Regions from separate parts of the Mus musculus genome. Here regions 2 and 3 are each linked to region 1. Evidence: chromatin loops called from intact Hi-C (ENCODE). Cell type or tissue: gastrocnemius. All regions are shown on one strand. Each heading gives the region's core, and the rest is flanking DNA. Links, peaks and the distances in the headings are about the cores only.

The links. A loop is a pair of places that touch in the nucleus more often than their neighbours do. Peaks named below come from ENCODE experiments on the same cell type or tissue, not always from the same donor. Only the 100,000 strongest peaks of a DNase experiment are listed, where the experiment ranks them.
Region 2: it touches region 1 in a loop (2.7-fold over the local background); 21 of 42 quality-filtered maps call a loop at or near these places.
Region 3: it touches region 1 in a loop (2.4-fold over the local background); 11 of 42 quality-filtered maps call a loop at or near these places.

What each region holds. Positions count from the first base shown.
Region 1 is chr7:18,988,288-18,993,149 of GRCm38, forward strand. It overlaps Mypop (Myb-related transcription factor, partner of profilin), which reads left to right and starts at 2,958. Exons shown (of 3, transcript NM_145579.3): 1 at 2,958-3,067; 2 at 3,545-4,333. The coding sequence starts at 3,823. It overlaps Nanos2 (nanos C2HC-type zinc finger 2), which reads left to right. Exons shown (of 1, transcript NM_194064.2): 1 at 1-675. In gastrocnemius, for the core only: no CTCF peak of the experiment used is centred there; DNase peaks (open chromatin) are centred at 1,874, 2,463 and 2,852; H3K4me3 peaks cover 1,382 bases; H3K27ac peaks cover 1,379 bases.
Region 2 is chr7:18,908,372-18,913,233 of GRCm38, forward strand. Ccdc61 (coiled-coil domain containing 61) reads right to left here and starts at 2,033. Exons shown (of 14, transcript NM_001033314.3): 1 at 1,762-2,033. In gastrocnemius, for the core only: no CTCF peak of the experiment used is centred there; a DNase peak (open chromatin) is centred at 2,119; H3K4me3 peaks cover 1,949 bases; H3K27ac peaks cover 1,414 bases.
Region 3 is chr7:18,914,665-18,919,526 of GRCm38, forward strand. No RefSeq gene overlaps it. Among named protein-coding and RNA genes, the nearest start is that of Ccdc61, 6.7 kb to the left of the region's middle. In gastrocnemius, for the core only: a CTCF peak has its summit at 1,807 (motif pointing left); no DNase peak of the experiment used is centred there.

The sequences.
Region 1 (4,862 bases), core at 908-3,407:
CTAAAGATCCCTTGGGGGGGAGGGGTCCTTGGATTTGCTATCCTATAGAGTCAGTGTGCTCTGACAGGCCAGTCTTCAGAACCTGGGGACAGTGCCAGAGACTGATCCTGATCGTCACTGCCAAGAAGTGGATGTTGGTACTGACTATGAGACCATCCATCTATCTTCACCTTTTTTCAGCATCTGCAGACTCAAACTTCTCCATGGACCATTCACGTTCAGCTCCTTAGTTCCTTGAACATGGCCATGTCCATCAGGAATAAGAGGAAGGTTACAGGAACTAGAGGAGGGTTGGGACCCTCTGGGAAGGCTGCCAGACCTTTGTAACTTCAGACTGCCTCGGGTGAGCAGAAGCCCACAGATTTCACTTCATCACTAACCATGGTTCACTCTATTCCTGCCCCCAGCCCCACTCGTTGATGGATCCCTGACTCCCGGTGGGTGAGAGACATTCTCTCTCTTCTACCCATCCAATATAGTTGAGTGTGTTACGTCAGTGTGTGTCCCATGGTGAGAAGAGTCTGAGACCTCATGGGACTGATGACTGCTTAGGTTTTAATTTTAGGGGCAGAGAAGAATGCCAGTTGGGTTTTATGCTATCTAGGAGGTTGGCTTGGAAATGGGATGAGGGTGGAGGAGGGGTGTCTGCTGCTGAATAAAGCGTTGTTAGTCTACTGTCTTTGAATTCCATTGGCCAAGTTAGTGGGCGGGTGCCTTTGGGTGCTGGGAGAGAGAGCACAAGAGGGAACTGAAGGGCCGCCTAAAACCCTGGGAACCGTAAGAGGGGCAGGAGGGGGTCCAGAACTGCCGCCCAGACCTATCTCATATTGTCTTCCAACACAAGTCGTCTGACTGGGAACAGGTTCCCAAATAATTCTCAGCCTCCACCTAGACACTTTTAAAATTAAAAATAGAGGAAAAAAAAGTGTGGAAAGGCAAGTTGTGGGTGTATGCCTTTAATTCTAGCATTCGGGAGGCAGAGACAGGTAGATCTCTCTTATCAATTCAAGGCCAGCCTAGTCTACAGAGTTGCAGGACAGTCAGGGCTACACAGAGAAACCCTGTCTTAAAAAGAGGGAGGAGGGCTGGAGAGAGGGGGTACAACATCCAGACAATAGTCAAATAATTCAAGGGAGTCCACTTTCTACCACGTGGGGACTGAACTCAGGTCACAAGCTTAGTGGCAAGCGCCTTTCACCCATTGGGCCATCTCAACAGTCCCTTGAGTCCTCCCTCCCTCCCTCCCTTCTCTTTTTTTTCCTCTTTACCGGAGATTGAACCTAGGGCTCTATAGTTCTGGTCACCCATGGGTTCCCTTCCATCTTGTGAGACTAGGAACTACTAGGTCTGAGTTTTGATAGATTTTAAACTTTGGGCTCCCTATCACAAAACGGTTAGGGGAAAAAAAAGTATAAGCCAGCATCGGGGAGTAGCAGCACCCCTTTAATCCCAGAACTCCAGAGTCAGAAGCAGGTGGACCCAGCTGCAAGATCCTCTCAACCACGGCACCAGCACCCACATGCATATACATAATTAAAACCCAATCTTAGGCCGGTGGTAGTGTGGCTGGCCTTTAATAAGTCCCCAAACTCTTGAGGCAGGCCGATCTCAGTGATTTCGGGGTCATCCTCCACCACAGCGCTAGTTCCAGGACAATCAAGGTTACAAAAACAAACAAACAAAAAACCCCGTATCTCAAAAACAAAAAGGAACCAACCACACACACCCACACCAAAAAGAAAAAAAAAAGAAAAAGAAATTTTCTCCCTTTTATGTATATGAGTGTTTTGCCTGCTTGTATGTTTGTCCACCATGTCCATGCCTGGTGCCAGCAGAGGGCAACAGTGCTGGAGCTAAGGATGGTTATGAGCCCCCGCCTTTGGATACAGAGATCCTAACTCTGGTGTTCCCGGGAGAGATGGTAACTGCTGAGCTCCAGCCCTCCCTCTCTGCTTCGGGTCTTAATACAAATGTCATCTTTTCCTTATGTGTAATGTCCGCACATATCCTGTCTTTTTTCTAGCCTCGCTGGTGACTGCAGAGATACTGCTGCATGTTCAATGCCAGCTTGGGATACTTAGTAAGATGCCCTCAGAAACAATTTTTTGGTAGTGAACACAATTTGCCTTTTATATGGATATGTGAGAGCTTATGTGTAACTGTCGGAAAGATGAACGAAGCGCCGTTTACCCAATGACCTTGAAACTGCGGGCACTGAAAATTTTCACCCTGCCATCCGGCCATCCAGTTCATTCAAGTGGTGCTCTCGAATCACTCCTGCTCTGCGCTTTTCTAGGATCGCCATCCCCACCCTTCAAGAAATTCCTGCCTTTGAACTCCCTCTCCGAGCCATGACGTCAAATTGTGGACAGGGGGCCTCCCAGGCACCATTGGGAGGTTGCTGGGTTGCTATGGTTACCGCCTCTGCATGGGCGGGGAATATTTCCAGGTGCCCCGCCTCAGTCCGTAGGAGGTAGTTTCCGAGTGGTCCTGCGCAGAGGAGGGATTGGGCGTGGGCAAGGTTTCCTAACGCCCCCAGCCCCCACCCACGCAGTTGTCATGGAAATGAAGCTCTTCTCCCCTTTCTCAAAATAAGACTTTGCTTAGTAGGCTAAAGGACTACTCAAAGGGAAGAAACTCCGCTTGGTCCTAGCGCTCTCTTCAGCATCTCTCTCTCTACTGCGCCCGCACTGGGATTTAGTCCTGGGTACCATCGCAGGCAAGGTGCCAGTGACACGCATGCGCGCTGTAGGTTTGCACATGCGCAATTGAGCACCAGAGCCCAGGGAACCTACTTCAGCGCTAAATGTGCGGCTGCGCAGCTGTGTCCTTCTGGTAAAGCAAGGCGACGGGAAGTTCTGCGCTTGCGCAGTGCTGGGAGACACGGCTCAGAGAACGCAGCTCTGTCAGGGTATCTGGAGACCGCGTTCGCCCGGCGCGCATGCGTCTTGGCTCTCAATGCTACTGGGGGCGGGGCCCAGAGGGGGAGGGAGAAGTAGGGGGGGAGGGAAGAGGCCGCAGAAGCCGAAGCCCTGACCCACCGGCAGGCAGGGGCTGCGGCGGCACGGTGAGTGACCCGCGGCCCAACTGGGGTCCCCATCCTCTGTGCTCCATCACTCTTCCTGGAGTCCAAAAAAAGCCTCGGGGGTCCCCCCTCTTATCTCGGACCCCCGTTATCTCCACAACTCCCCTTCTTTCCCCAGCAATCCCAGCACCCCCATAATCCCTGCAGACCCTCAGCTTTAATATTTTGCCGTCTTAACTAGAAGGTTCCATTTCATCTTTATTCTTGGACATCCTCTCTCAGGGACCCTAGAACTGACACCCACTACCCTGGGAACCCCCAGCGCTCCTCTCTGATCTGGATGCCCCGTCTGCTGCATTGCCCAGTTGGCATCACTTCCCAGCATCATGCATGTTCGACCCCCTGGGCATCCCCGTTACTCTTGCCCTGTCCTGTTCTACTGCGCCCCCGTTCTCCTCTAACTCCTGCTGTGGCACCCTTTTCCCTTCCACTTTTGCTCATTTCCCTCCATCCTTCCAGACCGTCCGTCCCCCCAGTACCCATCAACTCCTCCGCGAGGCACTAGCGGCCGCGTGAAGCACAAGATGGGCACTGGGCGGGTGTCACCTACGAGGAAGCACCTTTGATTGCATTCAGCACCTCGCCGCTCCCATCACCACTTTTGCACAGGGGACCAGAGGAGCCCGTGTCGGGGCGACACGGGGACACCGAGCCACCGCCAGCGCTGTTCGCCCTTTGCCCGCAGAGCCGGCGCCCCCCATGCGCCAGGCAGCCGATCGGTGGCGTCTGGGGGCGCCATGGCCTCGGCGACCGCGGCGGCGGCGCCGGGCGAAGCGGAGGAGACCACCCGACTCCGCAAGCCGCGCTTCTCCTTCGAGGAGAACCAGATCCTGATCCGAGAGGTGCGCGCCCACTACCCTCAGCTCTACGGCGCGCAGAGCCGTCGGGTGAGCGTGGCCGAGCGGCGGCGAGTGTGGGACAGCATCGCCACCAAAATCAACGGCATCACCAGCTGGAAACGCACGGGCCAGGAGGTTCAGAAGCGTTGGAACGACTTCAAGCGCCGCACCAAGGAGAAGCTGGCCCGCGTGCCGCATTCCACGCAGGGCGCGGGGCCCGCCGCTGAGGACGCCTTCTCTGCGGAGGAGGAGACTATTTTCGCCATCCTGGGACCGGGTGTGGCGGGGCCGGGGGCTGGCTCTGGGGCTGAGGAGTCCCGGGCAGCCGCCTCTTCACAGCCGCAGGCTTCGACCGCTAGTACACAACGGTATGTGTTGTCAGAGGACCGCAGGCAGGATCGACGGGCAGGTGAGTCCCAAAGCCAGTTTCTTTAACAACTACCAGCACTCCTGAAGCCTACAGTGCGTTGTTCACGCCCAGATCGGTCAGGCGTGTTTACCACATTTTTGCTAAAAAGTAGGAGGTCAGTGCTGTCAGGCCCATTATGGAGCTGGGGCTTTAAGGTCAGAGAAAGGAAAGACTTAGATGTGGTGCCAACAGGCCTGTAATTCTCCTGCTTGGGAGTTGAAGGCAGAAGAAACGGGAGTTCAAGGCTAGCCTGTGCTACAGGAGGCTTGGCTTAAAAGGGTGAGGAAGGGCGGGCTGGGGATGTCCTGGTGGTTGAGTACTTCCCAGCTTTCAGGGGTTCCAGGGTCAGATTTTGACTGCATAGACCCATGTGGTAGCACATGATTTGGAGTCTCAACACCTGCGTTATCCTTAGGTGCATAGTGTGTTAGAGGCAAATCTGAGCTCTGTGAGAACCTGCCTTCCAAAAATAATAATGTAGAAAACAGAAAAGGAAGTGGATTGTCTCTGGTGGTTCTACAGCCACTTG
Region 2 (4,862 bases), core at 856-3,355, 80 kb before region 1:
GCTCATCACCACGCCTGCTCTCACTGAGCTAGGGAGCAAAGCCAGAGCTTGAAGCAAGCTAAGCAAACACTCTCCCAACTGTACAAGATCCCTTGCTATCCATCCTCACCCTAACTTGTTTGAGAGTCTCACCGTGTGTGTGTGTGTGTGTGTGTGTGTGTGTGTGTGTGTACACAATCTTTTTAAATGGGAGAGAAAGGAAGTAGTGATGAAAAGCCAACTCCTAAGTACCTGAGAGGAAGGGCCTGCCAGGCTGAATAGGGATACCAAAGAATCATTTGGGGGCAACTGCATGTCAGCTGGACTTCCAAGCAAAGAAGAGCTGGCCTTTGGATAGAGCATGGAGTTCAGAGATGGATACGGGAAAGAGACATCTGGGTAAACAGAGTGAGGGAAGTGGTATAGAAAAAGTGATTGCCCAGAACATGAAATTCGGGTATGAAAGGATTAAAGAACTCGCCCAAAGCCACAATGATTTCCATAGTGGGTCCCAGAGTCAGTGCCAGGGCCCAAACTTGGGCAAACAGATACCAAAGCTCACACTCTCTTCTCTAGGTTTGTTTTGAGACAAGGTCTCCCTCTTTAGGTAAAACGAGCCCCAAGCTCATCCTGTGACCCAGACTGATCTCAAACTGCCAGTCCTTCGCCTCAGCTGCCCAGTCCTGGGATTACAAAGGTGTGCCACTGTAGGATGCGTTATGACACTTCAGGGTTCATTCAGAGGGGCTGTCCAGACGACTCAATGGGTAAAGCTTCCTGCTGTGTAAACCCAAAGAGCGGAGCTTGACCCCTAGAATCCACAGAAAGGTGGAAGGAGAGAACCAACCCAGTGTTGTTGTCCGACCTCCACAGCCACAGCCATATAGCTGGTCCTTGCTACTTTGTGGGTTCTTTCCCCCAGGCTTTATCTCCCATTTTCACCCCCTAAATACTAGATAGGAGAGAAAACAAGGATAGAGGGGAAGAGAGGAATTAGGAAAACCCCTGAATCTAATTTCTTTCCTTTTGTTTCTTCTTCGACCGTGACTACTAACAAACCACAACCAACCTTCCTAAATGACCAACAACCCTGCACACATGCACATACACATACAGGCACACATGCTTCTTGGGGGCCCTAACATTTATATGCTCTCTAAAATGTTCCCAAAATTCCAAATGTCACACAATCGAAAAAAAAATTATCTGCAGCTGGCAAAAACACACTTCTGCTAGAGCAAGCGGCAAATCATAGTAAGCTGAGAACTGTCCAAAACAGGTACACCTGGGATTAAAATGAAAACATATTCTTATAATATTTCTGTGTTTTTTAAAGGAACCAAAATTCCAAAGCTGTCACTACACACCCATCCTGTGATATGAATCCCCCTCCCATCACACACTTGTGTGAACACACAATAATTTCTATGCGTTCAAGGAAAAAAGGCGAGACACTGTCTCAAAAACAAAACATAAGACTCGTTCCCGACCTCGGCAGCAGTGGTAGAACTATTGACTAACATTTCAAAGTTTGTCATCTAGCACTGCAAAGAAAGCGAGAATTAAAAGTGATTTCACGACAAATAACTTGCTCAGAGCCTGCACACAGTAAACGCCTCTGGTCCGTAGGGTAGGAACACACCCTCAACCCTGGAACCTCAACCCTGCCTTGTCTTCACCTGCCTCCATCCTCCAAACCAACTCAAGTTCAGAACCTACGGCATCTCGAGGACACCCCCTCCGCACCTCGTGGGGTGTAATATATATAAAATAAAACTCTACCTTACAAGCTCTAGTGCAGTATTCGGTAAGGGTTCTCTAAGTTCTAGCCGCGTATCTCGCGAGCGACAACATGATGCATTAAAGACCCCGTGAAATCTCCAGCTTGCATAGGTTCTGGCGTCCACCTGCGTGAAAGAATCGGTGCTCTGGGGACTCCCCACTGCCCGCGCCTGCAGCCCGCGCCTGGAGCCCGCGCCCACACCCGCGTACTCGCTCTTCACCTCCACGGACTCGATCTTCACGAGCGGTTCAACCGCCGAAGTTTCAGCTCCGCCCACATCCGGCCTTCTCACTTCTGATTGGTCTGATCTTACAGGCAGCCATGTTTCCATAAGTCAAAAGCGACGCCCGTCACTCTGTCCCGCCCCCATGGGAGAACCCGCCTTCCGAAGTTTACAATTGGTCTATTTGGAAGAGGCGTTACTAACACGTGTGGGGAGACCTCCGAGGTTTACAGTCTGTTTCTAGTGATTATTGGGTAGATATTCTGCCAATCATAAGAAAAAGGTGGTCCCTTGGAGTAGAAGGAGGATCCCGGAAATAGCATTTTTACTCCGCCTACCACACCCACCACCCCCAGCAAGGCAGGCCTCGCCCACAGAGAAGGAAGGGGCTGACTAGAGTGTGGAACTTGCTCAGAGGAAGGTCCGAGCCTTCAAGTCAGGAGGCTTAGAGGATATTCTCAACTGTAAGGACAGCCTAAGTATACCCTGATCGGTTTGCTAGACTTGGCTTTGTCAGTGCATGCATGACAAAACCTCAAGTGGCCCAAGCTAGTCTCCTATGCATCCTTGAACTCCTGATCCTCCTGCCTCCACCTTCCCGGTACTGAGATTACTGGAGTTGTACCACCATGCCTGGCATGGCACTGGCTTCATTAAAGCTCAACACAGCAAAGTAGGAGTTATTTTTTAATAGTTTTAGATTTATTTATTTTATATGTGTGAGTTTTATGCCTGCGTGTATGCCTGTGCACGACGCGTGTGCCTGGTGCCTGCAGAGGTCGGAAGACGGCGTCAGGAGCCTCGGACTGTAGTTACAAATGGTTGTGAAGCACCTTAGGGATGCTGGAAACTGAGCTCCAGGCCCTTTAGAAGAGCAGCCAGTGCTCTTTTTCTTTCTTTTCTTTCTCCCCAACCTCCTGAAGTTGTCTTGAGACATATCTCACGCTATAGCTTTGGCTAGCCTGAATTTCACTACGTAGATCAGGTTGTCCTCGAAGTCACCGAGACCCCCATGCCTCTGCCTCTACCTCCTGAGTTCTGGGATTAAAGGCACATACACCATGGCATCAGGCTAGAGGAGTTTACTTATTTATTAGATGACACTTTGTGTGTGTGTGTGTGTGTGTGTGTGTGTGTGTTAGGGTGCATGTGCCACGACCACAGCATCTGTAACCCTATTCCTAACAAAACAAGAACAGGATACCAAGCTTTCACTAGCCAGCCTGCCTAGCCACTCAGTGAGCTCCTGGTTCAATGAGAGATCCTGTTCTCAAAAATTAAGGTGTGGAGACCTTGAGGAAGATTGCAATATTCACCTCTGATCTGTGCAAGGGCAGACAAAGGCTCAGTGGGAGAGCCCCTGCCTAGAATCCCCCAGTGATGGGCTGGGGGCGTGGCTCAGTGGTAGAACCCCTGCCTAGAATCCCCCAGTGAGGGGCTAGGGTGTGGCTCAGTGGTAGAGCCCCTGCCTAGAATCCCCCAGTGAGGGGCTGGGGGCGTGGCTCAGTGGTAGAGCCCCTGCCTAGAATCCCCCAGTGAGGGGCTGGGGTGTGGCTCAGTGGTAGAGCCCCTGCCTAGAATCCCCCAGTGAAGGGCTGGGGGCATGGCTCAGTGGTAGAGCCCCTGCCTAGAATCCCCCAGTGAGGGGCTGGAGGGTGTGGCTCAGTGGTAGAGAAAGCTGCAAAGAAGATTCTGACCCCAGACTAGATGCCTGGAAGACACAGAAACCAGCCAAGTTGCCTGGAAAGGTTTAGACCACAGTCACTTGGAAAGAACATCCTCCAACATGCTGAGCTGCCTACAGGCTGTTCAGTGTGCTCCAGGATCCCAGCTTTGATGACCTGTCACCCATACTGAAGTGGGCTTTTTCGTGATGTAGCTGTCTTTGAGTCATTTCTGCTCTTATAAGTAACCCTAATTAGATTCATTGTTCACCAAGTTAGACTTTGGTGGTATCGGTACTTAGACCTATCATGGGTTTCCTATCTAGGGTGAGTAGATATGTGTGTTACATTTCCCTAGGAAAAGTTTTCTCACAGAACATATTCACATGCACACAGTTGTGTACTAATACCACATACATACATACATATATACATATACAATATTATTCTTATATTGATGAATATCTTGAATATTGATATGTTATTCTACAGCAATAGAATACTCACATAACCCAGCAATTCTATCCCCAGGTTTGCACCCAAGAAAACTGAAAACAGATGGACAAATATTGATATATGAATGTTCACCACAGCAATATTTATCGCAGCCACAATATGTAAAGAGCCTGAACAGCCATCAAAGGATGAACAAGTGGACAATATGTGATATATCTTTACAATGGAATAGTATTAAGTCATAAAAATAGAATACTGATATATACCTCAGCATGGCTGAATCTTAAAAACATGATGCTATGTGAGTGATGTCACACACAGAAAAGGTCACATGATCTATGAGTCCATTACATGGCATGTCTAGAGCAAGCAAGTCCATAGAGACAATCAGGGGGTTATTGGTGCCAGGTACTACAGGAAGCCAGTGCTAAAAATGCCTTAGAACTAGGTAAAGATTGTGACTGAACAGCATTGTAAATGTGATCCAATGCTTCTGGCTCATGCACTTCAAGATGATTAACTTCATGTTATATAAAATTTCACCTCAATAAAACAATTTTAAGCAAAGGACTAAGGAATAACTCGAATGAGAAGCAATGGTGGCTTTTACAGAGGTGGATGCAGTGGAGATGGGCAAGAGTGGTTAGAATCTGCATGTGTTCTCAAGGTAGCAGTGGCAAAATTCACTGATGGACCGAATGGTGCACGTGGAAGGGAGGGAATGAGGAGAGTCTACAGTGATTCTGAAGGGGTTTTG
Region 3 (4,862 bases), core at 856-3,355, 74 kb before region 1:
AGTAATAATACGTGTTTGTAGCTTGCAACATTTTTATTATTTATTTATTTATTTATTTATTTATTTTGGTTTTTCGAGACAGGGATTCTCTGTATAGCTCTGGCTGTCCTGGAACTCACTTTGTAGACCAGGTTGGCCTTGAACTCAGAAATCTGCCTGCCTCTGCCTCCCGAGTGCTTGGATTAAAGGCGTGCACCACAATGCCCGGCCATTTTTTTAAATTTAACTTTATTTGATATATATGTCTATGTATTGTGTGTGTGTGTGTGTGTGTGTGTGTGTGTGTATGTGTGTGTCTGTGTCTGTGTAGATAGATAGATAGATAGATAGATAGATGGATGGATGGATGGATGGATGGATGGATGGATAGACAGGCAGGCAGGCAGGCAGGCAGGCAGATAGACAATAGGACAGGTAGATGATAGTATGGATTAATATGGATAGATGGTGATGACAAGGTCCATCACCACTGACAGGAAGAAATGAAGACACGTCATAGGAAGATCCAGAAGCTACCCAAATACTAAAAGACCCCATGGGCAAGGTGGCAACAGCAGAGAAACCTGCAAAGGAGCTAGGAGAGGGCTCTTGAGGGTGGGTCCAAGAATCCAACAGGTAATAATATGGGTTTGTAGCTTGCAACATTTTTTTTAATTTAACTTTATTTGATATACATTGATCTGAAGGTGTCAGATCTCCTGGAACTGGAGTTACAGACAGTTGGGAGCTGCCATGTGAGTGCTAGGAATTGAACCCAGGTCCTCTGGAAGATCAGTCAGTACTCTTAACCACTGAGCCATCCCTCTGGCCCCACTTGCAACATTCTTTAGCTCACATAAAACACAACTAAGGGGGGCTAGTGAGATGGCTCAGTGGGTAAGAGCACCCAACTGCTCTTCCGAAGGTCTGGAGTTCAAATCCCAGCAACCACATGGTAGCTCACAACCATCCGTAACGAAATCTGACTCCCTCTTCTGGAGTGTCTGAAGACAGCGACAGTGTACTTACATATAATAAATAAATAAAATCTTTTAAAAAAAGAACACACAACTAAGGTAACACATGGACGTCAAAGACTCGAAGACTGGAAAGATAAAGATTCAGCACACTGTGGTTGCAGTGATCCCTACAGGTGTGTACAGGTGAAGGGAAAGAGTTGCTAAAATCAAATCTGCCAGGGCCAGCAAGAAGGCGTAAGTGCTAAAGGTACTTGCTGCCAAGCCTGACAACCTGAGTTCAATTCCCAGGACCCACAAGGTGGGAGGAGAGAACCAACTCCCAAAAGTAGTCACCAAAGATGATAGCATAGACTAAAAACCCACAGTCCTTGACATCGAGAAAGGTGAGGTCTGCCAAAGAGACAGAAATCTCAGAGGAGTGAAGCTCTCTCCCATACAACCAGGAGGAGTCAAAGCCTAATTCTGTACTTGCCTAATACACCAGTGACCCTAAATTCAATCCCTAGCATTGCAAAAGGTAAAAGGAAAGGAAGGAGATGGTGGGGTGTGACTCAGTTGGTACTGTGCTTCCTAGCACCCACAGAGTCATGGGTTCCGCTCCAGGCACGGTAGAAACCTGGCGTCTTTGCTTTCTGCTTCTGTGATGAACACTGTGACTCAAAGCAACCTTGGGAGGAAAGGACTTGTTTGGATTATACATCACAGGTTACAGTCTCTGGTGAGCCTTAGCTTACCAGGGAACCCCTGAGTGAACCACACAGAATCAATGCAAAAAGCAAGAGGAATTTGTTGTTCCAGTGCACTGGGGCTGTCCCAGACCCAAAGGAGAAGCAGTGACCCCTGGCGGCCCGTTCCTCAAGTTTTTATATGGTTTCCAGGGGCGGAATAGAGCATCAGCAACTAGGCACAATATGATTGGCAGAACAGTGCGCCCTTTAATCTGCTCTGAGCTGACCTCTTCACTATCACAGAGGAAAGTCAGACCAGGAACCTGGAGACAAGATCTGAAGCAGAGACATGGAGGAGCAAAAGATGCTTACCAGTTTGCTCAGCCTGCTTTCTCATGCAAGCCGGGATCCCTTGCCCAGGCAGGGGTGGTACCACTAGGCCCTCTCACATCAATTATTCATTAAGAAAAATGCCCCAAAGACTTGCCCATGGGCTAATGTGATGATGGAGACAATTCCTCAGTTGAGGTTTCCTCTTCCCAGAGAATGCTAGCTGGTGTCATGATGGCAAACAAACAACTCTCCCCCACCTCAAAAAAAAAAAAAAAAAAAAACCAAAAAAACAAAAAAGCACTCAGGAGCACACCAGGAATGGTGGCTTTTGCCTATAATTCCAGCATTTTAGAGGTAGAGGATCAGAAATTCAAACATTCATAGTGAATTCCAGACTAGCCTGGGCTACATAAGACCCTGTCTCAAAATAAACAAACAAAAGCTCCGTTCTGCTTGTGGTATTTCCTCCTTGTTCCTCATGCCTCCGTTTCTCCACATTTGTAGAAGGATACACAGAAAGCCCCTTCCTCCACAAACCCAAGGCTGGAAATACAGCCACAGACAGCACACCAAAGAGATGCTGCCACCCCCACCCCCACCCCACCCCCACCCCCACCCTACCCCCATGTGCTGTGATGATTTACAGCAGCAAAGATCAGAGGCAGTGTCTATCCGCACATGGAATGGCACAGAAAATATACAATGGAATATTAGTCAGTATGGTGAGAAGCAAAATGTAGGGCTGAAGAGATAGCTCAGCGATTAAGAACACTCGCTGCTCTTGCAGAGGACCTGGGTTTGGTTCCCAGCACCACATGGTGGCTCCCAAACGCCTGTCACTTCAGTTCCAGGGCATCTGAACGCACATGGCACATGCACACACACACACACACGAAAAATAAATAACCCATTAAAGAAAAAAAGGAGGTTAAGAAAAAAGGAGGGAGGGAGGGAAGGACAGAGGAAGGGAGGAAAGAAGGAAGGAAGGAAGGAAGGAAGGAAGGAAGGAAGGAAGGAAGGAAGGAAGGAAGGAAGGAAGAAGAAGGAAAGAAAATGAGAGAGAGAGAGAGATACAGTGGCAGATGCGTGTGGTCACAGCATTTGTCAGGTAGACGCAGGGGATCTGGAGGAGGATCGAGTAGTAAATTCAAGGTCAACTGTGGCTTCCAGAGACTGGGTTTCAAAAACCAAGCAAACAAGAAGAAAAAGATGACTACGGTGGCAGCCTGGGGTGGGTAGGCCAGCACAGTAGCTGTCAACTGAAGGACAAGACTCCTGCGAGTGACTGTGAGGGAAGGTACCAAGGACCTGGAGCTGCTGATTGGAAGTGAGTAAACTTGTAACCTTGTGAGGTGATTTGTAACCTTAAGGCCTCCAAAGAAAGGGTTTGCTGATGGCCTGGCTGGTGCTTGGGAAAGCAGAGGTGTCTAGGGCAACCGCAGGGTTTCTGGCCAGAGCAACTGGCAGAGTTTGGAATTGATCCCAGTGGCAGTTAGAGAGTCCCGGAGAGATGTTAGGGCTGAGATGGGGGTGGGGACTCAGTCAGATGCCAAAACAACCAAGGTGGCAGCCAGTGCTGAGAGACAAGAGAAGGACTCTAGCGCTGGCTCTGCCTCCAAATTCCTGTGAGCTCCAGGGCAAAAAAAAAAAAAAAAAATCCTCTCTGCCCATGCCTGTAATCCCAGCATTTGGGAGGTGGAGGCAGGAGGATTAGGAAGGCCAGCCTTAGCGACACAGCCAGGTCCAGGCCAACCAAGGCTATGAGACCTTGTCTCTAAAATGGAAGACTTCTCTGGACCAGTATTTTTCCATCTTACAAAGAAGTCACTAGGAACAAACCCATGGGCTAGGACCCAGTGTCTATCTACAGTCCACCTCCATAGGAAGGGTGTTTACCCAGTATGTGCAAGTTGGGCGGTGTGTGTGTGTTGGGGGGGGGGGTGTTCCATACCCAGGATGAGTTAAAAGCAGGGAGGGGCTGGAGAGATGGCTCAGCAGTTAAGAACCCTGGCTGCTCTTCCAGAGGACCCAGGTTCAGGTCCTCACACCCACAAGGTGGCTCAGAATCATTTGTAACTCCAGTTCTGCAGTTCTGGGTATCCAGCCCTCTCTTCAGGCCTCCTAGGGCACTCCTTGCATTCCATACATAGACGTATATGCAGGCAAACGCCCATACACATTAAAAAAAAAAAGTTAAAGAAAGAGAAAAAGAAGCCAGAAGGTAGCTCAGCTGGTAAAGTGCTTGCTGTGTGTGAGGACCAAAGTTTGATCCCCAGAACCCCGTCAAGTAGCCATGTGTGGAGGTGCACACTTGTCATCCCAGTCCCAGGGAGATGGAGACAGGAGGACCGGGAAGCTTGTTGAGCAACCCACCTAACCTGTTCAGCAAGCTCTAGGCCAACGAAAGACCCTGTCTCAAAAGCACAAGGTAGAGAGTTCCTGAAGAAGAGGCAGTTGGCCTCTGGGCTCCACACGCATGCATAAAGACAATTAGGAAATGAATTTTAGCTTAAGGGTAGGACAGAATTTCCAACCATTTGGGAGCCAACCCTAAACACACTTCCATCACTTCTCTTTATTTTGCTTCGGTATTAGACAAGATCCCACATAGTCTAGACTGGTCCCCAACTCATTACATAGCCAAGGCTAGCCTGGAACTCTTGCTCTTGCTGCCTCAGGCTCCCAAGTACTAGGATGACAGGTCTGTGCCACCACACACAGACAATTATGACTCTATAGTACATAGGCTAAGCAGTGTTCTGGGCACAGATGACCATAAAGTTAGAGCATCAGCTAAATCTGAAGAATGATGAAGATGAAGATGCTCTAATATTCAGCAAAGATTCCGTTCTTTAAAGCATACGAGCATCGTATACCTTGTCATCAGTGTGTGAGTTTGCTC